Linked DNA regions of Homo sapiens: region 2 is linked to region 1. Evidence: read pairs that join two places in POLR2A ChIA-PET (ENCODE). Cell type or tissue: MCF 10A. All regions are shown on one strand.

What was found. ChIA-PET counts read pairs that join two places held together with the same protein. Peaks named below come from ENCODE experiments on the same cell type or tissue, not always from the same donor. Only the 100,000 strongest peaks of a DNase experiment are listed, where the experiment ranks them.
Region 2: POLR2A ChIA-PET joins it to region 1 with 14 read pairs; 5 of 35 experiments call an interaction of 5 or more read pairs at or near these places.

The regions. Positions count from the first base shown.
Region 1 is chr3:44,884,308-44,886,807 of GRCh38, forward strand. TGM4 (transglutaminase 4) reads left to right here. Exons shown (of 14, transcript NM_003241.4): 2 at 1,018-1,191. Among named protein-coding and RNA genes, the nearest start is that of TGM4, 11 kb to the left of the region's middle. RefSeq lists enhancers at 1-264, 1,290-1,584. In MCF 10A, no CTCF peak of the experiment used is centred here; DNase peaks (open chromatin) are centred at 1,454 and 2,444.
Region 2 is chr3:44,965,784-44,968,283 of GRCh38, forward strand. The region is part of intron 1 of ZDHHC3 (zDHHC palmitoyltransferase 3); the gene reads right to left. Among named protein-coding and RNA genes, the nearest start is that of ZDHHC3, 9.1 kb to the right of the region's middle. In MCF 10A, no CTCF peak of the experiment used is centred here; a DNase peak (open chromatin) is centred at 1,138.

The sequences.
Region 1 (2,500 bases):
TGGTTTGAATTTTAGATAAAGGGGAGGGGTTTGGGTCTCAAGCTGAGGTAATACGAAATGTCATTATAACAGACACATGGTGAGAAATACATGTGCTACAGAAAAGGGTGTATTATGCATGTGGAGATTATTTCTTTTACTGAATGTACTTTTCACTTTAGCATTGAAGAAAAAAATCCCCTGTTTTTTTTGGGGGGGATGGAGTCTCACTCTGTCACCCATTCTGGAGTGCAGTGGCTTGATCTCGGCTCCTGATCTCAGGTGATGCGCCGCCCCCACAGCCTCCCAAAGTGCTGGGATTAGAGGCGTGAACCACTGCACCTGGCCTTAAAAATCCCATTTATAATGCAAGTAGTCTTGGCCTCAGATCATGGGAGCTCCTTGGTGCTTCCTCCTCAATTTGGATAAAAAGGCTTCACCCCAGCCACTTTGCACCCCACCCTTCTCTTCAGGATGTGAACTCTCACCTCAGGATGGTGTCTGACTTGAAGCTGATGGGAGTCTGGGCTGAACAGGAAGGGGAGCAATCCCAGGGCTCATCTGTTCCCTCCTCAGTTTGCCCGCTCCCCTCTTTCCCTTCAGCTTTTGTGTTGATTGACGGAGAACACCCTGGCACCAGGTTTGTTCCTGAGGCCATGTCTGCAGAGAGGGGGAGTTGGGGTGGGAAACTTGCCTAACAGCCACTCACAGACTCACCCTGTTTGAAACTCAGTTTCCTCACCTGTAAGATGGGCGTGCACTTACCTATTTTGCGGGGTTACATGACTAAGCACTTGAGTCCACTGCTCTCAGCTCATCCCCATGTAATCCCACAAGGTAGGTATGTGCACACCAGTCTTACAGGTGAAGAAACTGAGTCTCAGACAGATTCATAACCAGCTGGAGGTGGAGCAGGGATGCCCGACTCTAAAGCCCAGCTCCACCTCAATGCACTCTCAGATTTTGAACCCAGAAAGAGGTGATCAGGGAATAAACATTCTCTGTGCTCTCTTTCCACATGTGCTGCGTTGCTGACAGAGCTGCAAGTTCTCCACATTGACTTCTTGAATCAGGACAACGCCGTTTCTCACCACACATGGGAGTTCCAAACGAGCAGTCCTGTGTTCCGGCGAGGACAGGTGTTTCACCTGCGGCTGGTGCTGAACCAGCCCCTACAATCCTACCACCAACTGAAACTGGAATTCAGCACAGGTGAAGCCTCGGGGCCCTACTCATGGGGCTTTGGGGAGGGATCACAAGTGTCTGTGGATGCTGGAGTGGCCCTTTCTGGTCAGTCTGAGCCAGGAGTGCCTTACCCTCCCTGATCCCCAGTTTCTCCATCTGTAATGTGGGAATAATAGCGGGTGTGAAGAGAATAGAATGGGAAGCTCAGTCAGGACCTGGCACATAGTGAGGCTCTGATTCCTTGGCTAAGCAGGGGAGGGGCCAGAGCAGAGAGAGGAGGTGACTCAGCGGGCATCTGCCGTGGTGGGGTCTGGAACATTTTGTAGAGATGAATCATAGGACTGAGGTATGCTGATGCCATAGCGGGGTGGGCTGGAGGCAAGCCAATAATAATGATTAAAATATCATATTTTGGTTGCAAAGATAATAGGAAATGGCTCATGCATTTGTTATAGCTAGGTAAATATATGTGCATAAGTACAACTAGGGGAAGAGAGAAAATGTATTAGATTTTGTGACAGGTGGTGGGATAATGGAGGAGGGTCTTACTTCTTTAATGTTGTTTTTAAGTTTTAAAAATAGATCAAGTAAGCTGGGCATGGCAGCTCATGCCTGTAATCCCAGCATTTTGGGAGGCCGAGGCAGGCAGATCACCTGAGGTCAGGAGTTCGAGATCAACCTGGCCAACATGGTGAAACCCTGTCTCTACTAAAAATACAAAAATTAGCTGGGCATAGTGGCAGGTGCCTGTAATCCCAGCTATTCGGGAGGCTGAGGTAGAATTGCTTGAACCTGGGAGGTGGAGGTTGCAGGGAGGCAAGATAGTGTCATTGCACTTCATCCTGGCGACAAGAGTGAAACTCCGTCTCAAAAAAAAATTAGATCAGGTAGATCTACTTTACAAGATGGCATACAATAGCACTTCCTGGGAGAGCGCTCCTTTTGCTCCTTCTCTGAGTGAACAACAGGCTTAGGGTCTCCTCCAACGTGCTGGTGGAGATCAGTCAGAACAGCCTCCATTCCCTTCATCCAAGATGAAATAAGCACCTACTGTGTGCCATGCCATGAGCTACCTGCTCAACGCATGGACTGGGACCGTGCTGTTGCTGACTTCAGTGACTTTATAGTACCCCTGGGTCCATGTGCATTCCCTCACCCAAAATTTCCTGAGTACTTGCCACATGCCAGGTGTTGCACTGAGCACTCTCCATGTATGACATAGTGTGAATCACTCACTCAACAAATATTTGTTGAGTACCTACTCTGTGCCAGGGAACCCAGAGGTAAAGCAGTTCCTGCCTCCTAGACTTGACTGTACTAGCAGAGAGAGCAGTAA
Region 2 (2,500 bases), 81 kb after region 1:
AACAAGTCCTATTCACCTGCTTTTATAAGACAAGATCCCACACTAAAGTCATGGAGTAGTTCAGCCAGATCTAAAACCAAATCTTTGGAAGCACCTCAAAGTACTTTGTGAGGATTACTTTTCTAAAACACCGCATCCACCCACATTCTCACATCCACATGAACATTCATGCACTCGTGAACAGCACACATCTTGAGACGGTACAAAGTAGCATCAACAAAGGGCAATTAATTCAACCATTGGAGCCTGTATGAAATAGCTGTATACAGACTGGTTTAACAAACTTGAAATCAGGTGCAATGATCTCCCCTTGGCTTAGAGATAAGGATAATCTATATACTTAAAACAAAAATTGAGGGATTAAACTTTCTGGCTCCCTACAAGTAGGAACTATAAAATCGAAACTCAATTTCATCAGCCTCTTAGCAGATGTCATGAACATCAGCAAAATAGTAGAAACTCTAAAATAGGATGCTTTTGGCTTAAGCCAAAATTTGTTTCGAGTGAATATGTGACATTTTAATAAATCTATTATTATGCTAGACTGCTGTTGAGGGCTGGTCTGGTATCCTCTTGAACTTGTCCTAAACACTGAATTCCCACCTAAACTAATTCTTACCACAGTTAAATAGTTCAGTCTACCCTTAAACAATCACTTAAAATGTCCACTGAAAGAGGGTAGCATCTTTTCTGATATGTCTATAACTCTCAGCTGAAATTCACTCTAATCAATATAACATTAACCTTCTATGGTTTAAATCGTACAGTCTTAAAAATGTGGTGTTTGTTTCTTTTAGAACTTCTCACATTTTAGAGTGATAGTCTTAAAGTATTCACAAGCCAGCCCTGCAACCTCAAAGATCAAATAGATGATCTTTGCCTTAGAAGCTTTAGAAACAAAATTGGTCAAGTAGAAAATTAATTCACCTGCACTACAATTACCTTTATTTGTGTAAGGATCCAAAAGGATTGTAAATTTTATGCCCACTTTTTAGATGAGTCTCAGAAAAACAAAGAGGGAATCATGAATCACTGTGTTTGAAATATTTCATTAAAAAATAGGATGAGTCACTAAACTTTTTCAAAAAGGTAAGGGTGTGGTATGAAGCCTAACAGAAGAAAGGTGCCTTATCTTCTGCGGCACACCCTGCTAGCCAAGGAAAGTGTCCAGACAGGCAGAGTGAGCTGGCCTGTTTTATAAGATCTTTGCTACCAACAAGTCTACACTGTTTCTCTCTCTATAGCAGGGGCTGTCTCCCTCTGACTGCCTTTTGTCTCTGTCATACTCAGCCTTCAACAAAAAACAAATGGAAAAAAAAAAAGTAAAATATTGTACCTCCAAGCCAAACCTTACACATATTACAGTTCATTGAGGAAACCAGGAAGTGGTCGGTAAACCGAAATTTCCTTCTTGCCTCATAACTGACCACCTTCTTACAAAACCCATTCATGCACACACTCAGACTCCTACCAATGTCCTTCATTTCAGAAAACAGTCTGGGATTTGGATAGCTCATGGAGGCTAACAGTTCCTCTACTTACTATAACTATTTTATTACAATTGGCTATTTTACCAGCTCCTGGCTTTACTAATCTACTAAAAAAAAATATGCACCCGAACCAGGTGTAGTGGTTCACATCTGCAATCCCAACCCTTTGGGAGGCTGAGGCAAGAGGATCACTGGAGCCCAGGAGTTAGAGACCAGCCTGGCCAACATAGTGAGACCTTGTTTCTATAAATTTTTTTTAATTGGGGGAAAAAAAAGACACACTCATGTACAGTGTGACATAATAAATGTTACAAACATTGGAAATCCGTAGAAGACACCACTCATTTGGGTAACACGGTCTACTTTCCCTTTTCATGGGTATCATTTATACATTGCAATGAACAGAAAAATTGAGACAAGTTTAAAACAAGCCACTTGTAAGAGTAACTGGTTAAAAAAAATCAGAATTTTAGAGCTGGGAGAAATATTAAAGACCATGTGGTAGATTTTAGTCAAATTTTCCTGTTTTACAAATGTGAAAATTTAAGTCCTTTTGACATTTTGTTGAAAACTTATGTTTTAGGCAAAACATGCAGTACTGGCTACAGCAATGGAGATGGGCATCAACATTAACTGAATGCCTATTATGCTTCAGGACTACGCAAAGCAGCTCGTTTTAATTCTTACAGCAACCCAGCATGGCAGCTTTTATTCGCCATTGCAGAGATGGAAAAAGTAAGGCTCAGAGGGGTTGGGGAATATTCCCAAGGTCGCATTGAGTGAGGTGGTGGTGGAGCCAGGATTCAAAACGGCTCTGCTTGCCGTCACAGACTGCACTTTTTAGCACAGCACATGGATTTTTTTTTTCCACCCAAAGTTGGAATGAGACAAATGCACAAGCAGGAAATAGGAGTTGTACTTCCTGCTCCCTTACACACATTTGAGGGACCTGAGGAGAAGTTACTTCAACTTAGCTTTAGCATCTTCCTCTCTAAAGTGAGGGGGATGGA